2 separate regions of the Mus musculus genome follow, and region 1 is linked to region 2. The links are chromatin contacts, found by Hi-C or POLR2A ChIA-PET in ENCODE. All regions are on one chromosome and are shown on one strand. The core of a region is the stretch at or near the end of the contact, and the rest is flanking DNA. Distances in the headings are between cores, read along the strand shown. Region 1 holds the start of Ly96 (lymphocyte antigen 96). Region 2 holds the start of Rpl7 (ribosomal protein L7).

The links. A loop is a pair of places that touch in the nucleus more often than their neighbours do. ChIA-PET counts read pairs that join two places held with the same protein, here RNA polymerase II (POLR2A).
Region 1: a map of T-helper 17 cell shows a loop between it and region 2 (4-fold over the local background). The contact joins the promoter of Ly96 here to the promoter of Rpl7 in region 2. A Hi-C loop is called at or near these places in 3 of 37 maps with a recorded cell type or tissue (T-helper 17 cell, T-helper 2 cell and regulatory T cell). POLR2A ChIA-PET finds 5 or more read pairs at or near these places in 1 of 5 experiments (Patski).

Annotation. Positions count from the first base shown.
Region 1 is chr1:16,684,680-16,690,207 of GRCm38, reverse strand. Ly96 (lymphocyte antigen 96) reads right to left here and starts at 1,752. Exons shown (of 5, transcript NM_016923.2): 1 at 1,589-1,752. The coding sequence starts at 1,700.
Region 2 is chr1:16,100,832-16,106,598 of GRCm38, reverse strand. Rpl7 (ribosomal protein L7) reads left to right here and starts at 2,166. Exons shown (of 7, transcript NM_011291.5): 1 at 2,166-2,234; 2 at 2,915-3,089; 3 at 3,265-3,431; 4 at 3,770-3,907; 5 at 4,000-4,109; 6 at 4,663-4,872; 7 at 5,240-5,304. The coding sequence starts at 2,221. The coding sequence ends at 4,871. Rdh10 (retinol dehydrogenase 10 (all-trans)) reads right to left here and starts at 717. Exons shown (of 6, transcript NM_133832.3): 1 at 293-717. The coding sequence starts at 581.

The DNA.
Region 1 (5,528 bases), core at 503-3,002, 580 kb before region 2:
ACATCAGGCAGCTCAAAAGAGACTATAATTGCAGTCCCAGAAAATCTGATGCCTTCTTCTGGCTTCTGAGGGCATCAGCATATACACATATATACATCCAGGAAAACACACACACACACACACACACACACACACACACACACACACACACATATATATAATAAGTAAGTAAATAAATAAATTGACAAAGCAGGGGGCCCAAAAGAAGAGGAAAACAGAGGTTAGCAGACTGAGGACCTTCCTAATGCCCCAGAGATGATTAGTTATTAGTCCCAGTCAGAGTGTTTGGGGACAAGCCAGTCCCCCAAAATAACCAATTTGCAATGCAGGAGTTCTCAAAGTACATTTATAAATTCCCTGCTCCACTTTCAGACAACTAGGCTATGATCTTGCTTTTCCTAGAACTGTCATTTTGGAAGGCACCACCTTCCAGCCACGAAGACATTCCTAGAAGGGGCAGAAAATGGACAACTAACGGAGCGAGCAGCAGAAAGAGGAAACAGATTGAAACAGCTCTCAAGCCCTGTACTAGGTTTTCTGGTCCCAGGCATTTGTTAATGACAAGTTGTAATGTGGCCATAGCGTTAACTATGATCCAATGGCACCAGAGTTTAGCTCAGCTGAAAAATATCTGCAACTCTAGCACTGGAGAGGTCGAGGCAACGGGGAGCATGAGTTTGAGGCTAGCATAAGCTATATAGTCAGTTCTAGGCAGCCTGTACTACAGAATAAGGCACTGTCTCAAAAAAATAAGCAAATAACTCAAAAGGCAGAGGCATATGTATCAATCTCTATGAGTTCCCGGCCAGCCAATGTTATATAGTGATACTTTGAAAAAAATAATAAAATAAGCTGGGCGTGGCAACGTATGCCTTTAATTCCAGGAGGTAGAGGCAGGCAGATCTCTATGATTTCCAACCCAGCCTGTCCTATATAGTGAATTCCAGGTAGTTACAGCTATATAGAAAGACCCTGTCTCAAAACAGATTTCAATAGAGTAATAATTACTGCATAAATCTAAAAATCACTATTCGAAATCAAATAAAATCATTATTTGTCAAGTGACTCATACAGTGAATTCTAAAATAACTTTCATTTTGCAAATTAAAAAAAAAGTGAGGCTGAGAATGTCTAAGTATTTTGCTCAAGGTCACACAGTTGGGGAGGAAGAAGGATGCTTCCAAGAGCACTCTAGGACCACAGGCTGGAGCTACAACCCCACCAGGAAGCACTGTGGGTTAGCCTCCTCAAGAGGAACCAGTTTGTGTCGGGGCTGGTACTCAGAAGCAAACTAGAACTAAGAAGAACCTGAAACCGAGCTCCGAGTGGAGAGAGCTTAACCACAAGACAGCAACAGAGGTAAAAAGCAATTCAGAGGTCCTGGGGAAACGCGGGGGGGGGGGGGGGGGTTGGGAGAGGGAAAGGATGATCCGCACCCGGAAGTGGTCGGCATTGCTCCACCCCCACCCCACACCGCAGCGGGCTCACTGCTGGAGCAGCGTTCCTGCCAGCCCTCCAGCTTCAGGTTCAGTGGAAACTTTCTCTCGAAATAGTTGGCGCCGCAGCTCTTTGTTGCCGGGCCACTTACCACAATAACTGTAGGAAATAATTGCATCGGAGGAGTTGCAGAACCACTGTTGCTTCTCAGATTCAGTCAATATGGGAGAAAGCAGCGTCGAAAAGAGAATAAATGGCAACATGATTTAATATCTCCGATACTTTAAACTCGCCAGGAAGACCATCGGACTCGACAGTAAGGAGGACAGATTTAACTTAGTCAGCAGTCATGTGATTTGGAAGCTCCCATCCAACTGCTTCCTCTTTTTATTTGCATGTGTGACTGTGCATTTGTTTTCATATCTGAGCACTTCCTGTAAGGCAAGAGAAGAAAAAAATGACTTAGAATATACTGTTTCTTAATACTCAGTGTAAACTAAAGTATCCAGCACTTTAAAACAGCACATTTTCAGGGAGACAATTAGCTGCCTTACAGGAAACCCTTACTTAAAAGGAAGTCCACTAGCCGTAGTACACACACCCAGTACTTGACAGGCGGATCTCTGTGAGTTCCAGGTTAGCCTTCTCCAGATAGTGAGTTCCAGGACAGCCAGAGCTATAAGGTGAGATCCTGTCTCAAGAAAGAAAGTCCACCGGTATACTACTTTTCTGTGTGCTGGCCACTCCCTCCCACACACTCCTCCTCATACAACGGTTTCTCCTGACCTAGAAAGCTGCATCTAGCTATCTAAGCTGATTTCTCTCCCCTACCCCCTCTCAATTTCTACTCAAGTACAAACAGGTTCAGCCACAAAACAGACAGGCAAGATGACCCCTACACGGGGTCAGTAGCAATTCCCAGCTGGGACCTCACCAGTTTTGAGAATGCACTCAAAAGGAAGGTTGAACTTGAGGCAATAGTGTTGAGTTGGGGGTGGGGTTGGTGCTGGACTCTAGAGCTCTTCCACAGAGTAGCATCTTGAGGTAAAAGTGTGAGTTCCAGTAATTAAAAAAAAAAAAAAAAAAAGAAAGAAAAAGCTGTTTTGTTCTGGCGTGTATTTCATTCAAAGACTACTTTAGAAAAGTGTGCTTCCTTCAGCTGCACGGCTTTTACAGACTCTTACTTTAGGGTTAGCAGCCAAGAAGGCTTACAGCTGTGGCCTACAATCCGGTTCTAGTGGTGACACTCAACTGCTCACTAAGAACTGTTAAGGTAGCAAGGCAATTGTATTTAAAGCAAAACAATAGAAAGATCAGAGCATACTGTGAGAGCAATGGGTCACCTGAGGATACTCCCGGCCACTGGGTGACTGTGAGGGGCCTCTTTTCATCAAGCCTAAAGGAAGGAGGCACTTGAATCAAGGGGCATAGTTTTGATGGTTCTTTATTTTGATCAATAGATTATGTCATTTAATATTTTTCCTACTATATATGCCCATTTCCATAATGGACCCAAATAATAATTATATAATGTATAATTATATACACACCCAAATATGCATTAGCATAATATGGTAAATAGATTCTTCCTTATAGGATGGTTTACCATATTGAGCACATACCCAAATCCAGATCAGGCCAGTTGGGATTGTCCACTCTTCGTACTGTAAATGTTGGAACACATGAGAATAGAAAGTGTCTAAGTCTGATGGTTGTCAGGGGAGACATACCTATCCCATTGTTCAGAGAAGAGATATGATAGCCCCACCCAGGTGGATGTTCCAGATTGCTAGGTGCATTATTTGGGTAGGGGTATTATGCACAGTATAGACAGGTAAAAGGACTAGGCTGCCAGCTGTTATTAGAAAAGCCGGGGGTGGGAGAGTATATATAACCTGATCCAAACAGAGCCCCAAGTTACTAAAATTCCCTGGGCTTACCTGCCTAACTAAAGACAGAAGAAAAAAAATGTTGTGTCAGTAAAAGGATTTAAACACAACTGCATTTTTCTATTTTAACTGGTTCTTTTAATACTTGAGGATGAGGGGCGCATGTGTGGAAGTCAGAGAACAACTTGTAAGAGCTGGTTCCTTTCTACCACATGAGCTGCAGGTATTGTATTCAAGTCATCAGGCTTGGCAACAAGCATTGTTTACTCAGTCAGCCATCTCACAAGGCCAGGCCCTTTTCTGTTCTAGTTTGTTTTCTGAGGCAAGGTCTCACTGAATAGCTCTGGCTGGCCCAGAACTCACCATATAGATGAGGTTGGCTTTGAACTCACAGAGATCCACCCAATTCTGCCTCTTGAGTGCTTGAGTTTGACACAACATACCACTTTCCGTATGCTTTGAAGAAGATGAAGACCTTGGACTGACATGACATGAACTAGAAGGTAGGCAGAAGCCCCAGCTGCCTAGCCGGGAGGATCTGAATTCCATCTCTTGAAACTGTAAAATGGCCAGGCGTGGTGGCGCACGCCTTTAATCCCAGCACTCGGGAGGCAGAGGCAGGTGGATTTCTGAGTTCCAGGACAGCCAGGGCTATACAGAGAGAAACCCTGTCTCAAAAAGACCAAAAAAAAAAAAACTGTAAAATGAGAGAAGCAGCCGGGTGTAGCACATGACTTTAATCTCAGTACTTCGGAGGCAGGATGAATGGATAATAAAAACACAAATACATTATCGAAAGGAAAAGGTAGCCAGGCGTGGTGGCACATGCCTTTAATCCCAGCACTCGGGAGGCAGAGGCAGAGGCAGGTGGATTTCTGAGTTCGAGGACAGCCTGGTCTACAAAGTGAGTTCCAGGACAGCCAGGGCTATAGAGAAACCCTGTCTCGAAAAACCAAAAAAAAGAAGAAGAAGAAGAAGAAGAAGAAGAAGAAGAAGAAGAAGAAGAAGAAGAAGAAGAAGAAGAAGAAGAAGAAGAAGAAGAAGAAGAAGAAAGGAAAAGGTATCAGCTCAGACCAAGTTCTCAACACAAAAGAGATTTATTGGCCCCAGATAAACAGAGGGCAGGAAATAAGAGACAAAGACCACAGACGATGGAGGATGAGGGAGAAGGGGAAGGGAACGAGGGAGTGAAAGGAGGGTATTTGTCTCAGAGGACAAATGACTGCCTCTGGATAGAGGAGTCAGATGTGGCACATTAAAAAAAAAAAATGGCAGTTCATAAAGGTTTAAGGGGAAAACTGTGTTAGGATGAGATGTTTAATGTTAATTGGGCATGTTATAAATTATGTGAGCCAAAGGGGGCTTTTGATTGCTAAACTTCAATGCTTTGATAGCTGGACCTTGGTAGTCAGCCTCAAGAGGAGGAAGTGGCCAAATAAGGGAATAGACCTTGGTGGCTAGCTTAAGGAATGTAATCTGTTGTTGTTGTTGATGATGTGATGATGGTGTGATGTGATGATAATGTGATGATGATGTAATGATGATGTGATGTGATGATGATGATGTTTTAGCAAGGCAGAGGGAGCCATGCTTGCCATGCTCACCAGAGTCCTAACAAGTTAGGAGAGGTCTTGGAGGAGAAACTATAACCACCATTTTAATAAAGCAGCAAAATCCCTGACTACATTTTAAGTATTTGCCATTATATCCGTAGATAAGTGCCGTATTCTCCCTCCCTCCATTAAGGAAATTTCTCTTTGTAACACATGGAGACCACTATAGAAAACCACAACCAATTAAAATGCAGACTTGTGGGGGCTCAGTCCATGGACACATGAACAAAACACTCCCTGACCTAAGGATCAAGAAAAACTTCAGAAAAGAAGGTGGAAAGACTAAGAGCCAGAGACTCAGAGTGTTTGCTGTGAGACTTTGTATCCTAGTAATGGAGAAAGCTACACTCATAAAGTCTTACCAGCATGACTGCCTAAACATGAAGTGAACAATGACAGTAATAGACGAGGCCTCAACCCTAGACAAAGAACTACAGGCAACTAAGGAATGCTGGAAGGAGGAGGAACAGGGGCAAATATGCCAGCTGGTTATCTAATACCAAATGGCCAGACCTGGAGACACACACAACCAGAAATAAGTTATACTTAGGAATATACATATATATGCATGTACATATATGCATGTGAT
Region 2 (5,767 bases), core at 917-3,416:
GAAATTACTTTTGGACCCAAACCTGCGGTAGCAAGTTCCCCCTGTCTTACACTACTCGCAGAGTTTAGGAAACCTCAGCTTGGGACCGAAGAAACAGGATCTCCTATGTTTTGCACGCTTTCAGTCTTCTAACACAGAAAACCTTGCTCTCTTATCAAGGGGCAAATTCCACTCGCCTTCCAGAAGACCAGCGGGGTGTTCCTTTCCGGGAGAGCGAGGCTGCCCATGACACTAGGCAGTGGAGACCCTCCGGGCTGGGGAGATGTTTGACTCAACAATACACAGGCATTACCTTGCAGAGCAGCAGCGTCGGCCGCCTCCAGGTCCCGGTAGATGTGGCGAACCATGCCTGCGGTCTCCTCATTGCTCTGCGTGTTGATGTCCCAGAGAACCAGCAGCGCCCGGCGCCGGGCGAACTCGAGAGCAAAGAGGCGGCCCAGGCCGCTGCCCGCGCCCGTGATGAGGCACACCTGGCCGGCCACGCTCTTCTCCTTGGGCCGCACCAGCCAGCGCGCCGCGGCCAGCACGAACGCCCACAGCACTTTGAAAGTGACCACGAAGAACTCCACTACGATGTTCATCGCGACGCCCCGGGTCCCGCAGCAGCCCAGCACCGTGTCCTCACTCTCCCTGCGCCAGACAGCCCAGCTCCTGGCCCCGGAGGCGCTTGTCACCGCGATCCGGACGCGAAGGCTGCGCCCGGAGTCCGCCCCCGAGGTGCTGCGGGGCTGAATTGCGCGGGGCCAGTTCCGCCCGGGCTCGGCGCAGTGGCCACGGGCTGTGCCTGCCGCTGCTCCCGGCTCGGCGCCTCCTGCTGGCGGCCGCCTGTTTGTCCCACAGCGTCCGTCCGTCCGTCCAGTCCCGCTGCAGCGGCGGTGACAGCCGCGAGTTAGGCGACGCGCGCTGCCCTCATGGCCAAGCCGCCGCCGCCCGAACGTCCCCGGCGCTGCTGCAGCGGCTCCCCGTCTTCCTAGGACAGGGGTGCGCCGAGCGGATGCGTCGGGACGCGGGAGTTGTCAACTTGACTCAAGTTGCGGGAGGGTGCGGGCAGCGCCGGGAAGGGCCGACTTGCGGGGCGCACGCGAGGGCTGCCAACCGCTCGAGCTGCCAGCGCGACTCGGGTCCCCTGCCCTGCACTCGCGCCGCTGTCACTCGGGCACGGGGCCCCGCAGCGTCTGAGCGTTCCCAGCCGGCTCTGAGGTAGCTCCACACTCCGCGCTATATAACCCACCGCCGGGAAGCGCCGGCCGCTGCAGTGGCATCGGCCCTCCCTCAGCTCGGCCCTCCCCGCCCCCGGTCGCACCCCGCCCCCGGCCCAGCCTCCCCTCCCCGCTCGCCCTCCCGCCGGCCGCCCCACCGCGCGGGGCAGCCCCTCTTCCACGACCGCGGCCGAAGGCTCCCGCCCTCGTCGTGCCACTCTTCGCGGCTCACGCCCCCTGCTGAGGGTCGCCGTGGCTTGCGCCTGCCGGGTCCCGCAGCAGCGAACCCCCCCATCCTCCTCGGACCTTCGGGTCATCACTCTTCCCGGTCTCGCTGCTTTCGCCAACCGAGGGACTGTGGACCTGGCGGCCGATGATCAGGCGCTGCGGAAGACAGCCCGGCAGTCGGGCGGAAAAAGGACCTCGGCAGCGCAGCCGAGGTGGGGGAGCAGGGCTGCGTGGCCACGGGCCGCAGAGAGCCGGAGGAGGTGACAGACAGTGATTTCATAGCTCAGCTAGCCGCTGAGGACGTGAAGCCTCATACTCTAGTGAGCCTAATGGGAATCACCGCCGCGAAGGCTGCCCAGAGTGTCGGTCAACGTCGCCCTCCAGCCCCGCGGGTTATGCAGCGACGCATGCTGGGACTTGTAGTTCACATCCCTGAACATGCCTTTTGGGTCCAACGAATTCCGCAGAGCCTGACCCTAGGGTTGTCAACGCAACCTGGAGAAATTAAGCCCAGAGCTGACGAGGTGTCCCCACTCTATTCATTAAAAAAAAAAAAAAAAAAAAAAAAAATGTATTCAGTGCATTTGTTTTCCGATGAGTTTTACCATAAAGTTGGCTGGCCGTGACTAAGCCAAGCTGTTCATTTTGCGCCAGCAAAGTGCAAAAATCTCAATTCTAGATTATTTTCCGGCTTATCTCAGGACAGCTATAAGGCGTGGGGCTTCGCGCCCTGAGACCTTTAAGGAGACAGTGCGCATGCGCCACCTTTCTCTCTTCTTTTCCGGCTGGAACCATGGAGGCTGTTCCGTAAGTCGATTCTTCTCTCCCCCAGAATCCTTCTCCATCCCCCAAACTAGAGGCATTTTGTCTCACTTTTCCTGTATCTGAGTGTAGCCTGGAACCACTGCCTGCCTGTCTGGGTGTTTGTGACGCCGTGTGGTACTAGGAGGGAGTGCGGGGGGCCTCCGCGCGGAGGCCTTGGCAGTACCAGGAGCAAACTGAGGGCAGACTGCGGATCCGGCTACTTGGGCGGAGGTCCGTTCTTCGGTAGAATGTATTCCGCGGAATCATGGAACGAGATCCTTTGTAGCTAAAGTTATCTTAGCCGGCTGCTTACCGGCAGCCTCCTGCATATGGAGCTTGAGACTTGATCGAGGATCAGTGAGTCCTGGAACCCAAAAAGTGTGCAGTACAGTTTTTTCAGTGTGACTTGACAACTTGTAACAATTCACAGGCCAGGACTGATGGCTGGGGTTAGGCATAAATCTCTTTAATGTCATACATGTTTACCTTTAAGTAAGGTGTGTATAACGTGAAGGTTGTGGGCATGAACGCTGCATCTCCAGTAGAGCTTTCGGGAACGACGGAGATGCTAGATGCTGCCGGTTTGAGTGGGTGACAGTTTTAACGTAGTTCTGAGCACCTAGTGTGTGTGATACATCACCAGGAAGTTTTTTGACCTACTAGTAATTCTCTACAAACAACAGAGAGAAGAAAAAGAAGGTTGCCACTGTGCCAGGAACCCTTAAGAAAAAGGTTCCTGCTGGGCCAAAAACTCTCAAGAAAAAGGTTCCCGCTGTGCCAGAAACCCTCAAGAAAAAGCGAAGGAATTTCGCAGAGTTGAAGGTGAAGCGCCTGAGGAAGAAGTTTGCCCTGAAGACAGTAAGTAAACTTTGGAGGTCTTTAGTGGGCCAGGGAGCTTATTGGGACTGAGCGTGGGGTGAGATTGAAGAGAGATCTTCCTGGTTTGATATTCTCAAGTCATCCTTGTATAAAACTGATGCTGTGCTCTGTTTCAGAGCCAAGAATTATGACTGACTGGCCATTGGTTTTTCAGCTTCGAAAGGCAAGGAGGAAGCTCATCTATGAGAAGGCAAAGCACTATCACAAGGAGTACAGGCAGATGTACCGCACTGAGATTCGGATGGCCAGGATGGCAAGGAAAGCTGGCAACTTCTATGTGCCCGCAGAACCAAAGCTGGCCTTTGTCATCAGAATTCGAGGGTGAGTTCACTTTGCATCGTGTTCTGGCAGCAATGGCTGTATTGTGCCTGCCCTTAGGAAGGGGGCCGAGAATTACGGGGGGCGGGAAGTTGTTTGTGAAACCTGTGCCTAAGCTGCTTGCTCTGACTGCATTTCAGTGTCCTGTAGTTGTCTAAGAGCTTAAAAACAGTTTACTTAGTATCATTCAGTCATCTTTTATGATAAAACAGGAATCAAGAGAAGGCAAGCTAGTAGTGATAGCGTGTTGAGATTACACACACATACTATGTGGTGACTAAGTTTTGTATTACTTAAAATTACAATAAAAGCTGTATGGATCTATTTTTTTTCTCTGGCAGTATCAATGGAGTAAGCCCAAAGGTTCGTAAGGTTCTGCAGCTCCTTCGTCTTCGACAGATCTTCAATGGCACCTTTGTTAAGCTCAACAAGGCTTCAATTAACATGCTGCGGATTGTGGAGCCATACATTGCATGGGGGTGAGTTTTCTGTCTAGTCGGTTGGCTTTTATGATGAGATGAATGTTAGACACTTGGGCTGTATTCTAACTTACCTGGTTTTCCTGGTGCAGGTACCCCAACCTGAAGTCAGTAAACGAGCTCATCTACAAGCGAGGCTACGGCAAAATCAACAAGAAGCGGATTGCCTTGACAGATAATTCCTTGATTGCTCGGTCTCTTGGTAGGTAATGATTTTTCAGGGAGGGATTGATACTAGTCCAAGGTCATGTTTTCTGGCCAGACTTTAAATTTATTTTTTTACTTTTATTTTGTATACGTGTGGGTGGTGGCCCAAATGTCATGTGTCTTCCTTAATGACCCCACCACACGGTGGCTAGGTTCTCCCCAGAACCCAGAGTTGCATTCCAGCCTAGCTGACTGTCCCTTCTGTTTATATGCTGGGATTACAAACAAGCCTTTAGGTTGGAGCTTGGGTCATTGGATCTGAACTCCTGTCATTCTTAAGCAGCAAGCACTTCCCTCTCCTGAGCCATTTCTCCCAGCCTGGCTTCACTTCGGACAAATCTTGACATACATCCTTAAAGGCTCTGCATCCTTAATTTTGAGACAAGGTTTGTCTGTAATCTGGAATTCAGATTGCCTTCATCTGGCTCCCACCTGATAGATTAAAGGCATGTGCTACCACACCTGGCTTGTCTTTGTTTGATGGTTCTGCCCATAATTGTGTTTGGAATACTTTTAAAAACTTGATCTTGGACTCAATTTTTTTTCAGGTAAGTTTGGCATCATCTGCATGGAGGATCTAATTCATGAGATCTATACAGTCGGGAAACGCTTCAAGGAAGCAAATAACTTCCTGTGGCCCTTCAAGTTATCTTCCCCACGAGGTGGGATGAAGAAAAAGACAACTCACTTTGTAGAAGGTGGAGATGCTGGCAACAGGGAAGACCAGATAAACAGGCTTATTAGACGGATGAACTAAGGTAAGAAGTTAGTGTTGTTTTTTGAGACAGAATCTATTTCTGGCAATCGCAAAACTATGTGTAGACTCACCTAGTTTTGAATTCAAAACTTGATTGACGGCTTTTCTGTTGAGTGCGGATTGGGTATATTGTTAAGTGTTTTTTGTTTTGTGTTTTTTGAGAGGGGGTTTGTCTGTATAACTCAAATCCGCCTGCCTCTGCCTTCCAAGTGCTGGGATTAAAGGCGTGCGTGTGCCCCCACGCCCGACCAGACATTACATTTTACTTTGGGGAAATGTGTCTTTAATGGAAGTGTGCTCCTTTACGGGGGGGTGCTGATGTGCGGCTTGGAAGACAGTCTCTAACTCGTGTGTTTTTTCCCTTTCAGGTGTCACCCATTGTATTTTTGTAATCTGGTCAGTTAATAAACAGTCACAGCTTGGCAAATTGAAATGTGTCGGAGTCTTTGTTGGCCTGCCCCTGCCCTGCTTACCACTGTAGTGGCTAATCCTGGAGTGTTCAGTCAGATCAACAGCCTATGATGTGCAAAGTTCCAGTTTATAGTTTTTGAAAGACAACTTGTTAAAGGCTTTTCTCTGAGAAGATATATATATATATAAGCTATGCTGAGTGTATCAAACTAGATAAGCATTTGTGATCTCTAGGAAATTGTAAAAGACATTGTAATTTGCTGCAGTTCCGTGTTTCAGGCATGGACTTGTTGGCCTACGCATGAATGCATCCTTTTTTTCATGTGTGGATGTTTTGCCTGCATGTGACTACCACATGTTAATTAATGCAACTAATTAATCAAGGGGCTACTGATTGTTGTGAGACACCATGTGGGCATTGAGACTTGCTGGGCCCTTGTGAGCTAAAAGTACTTTTTACATTTTAAATACATAAGTACTTATTA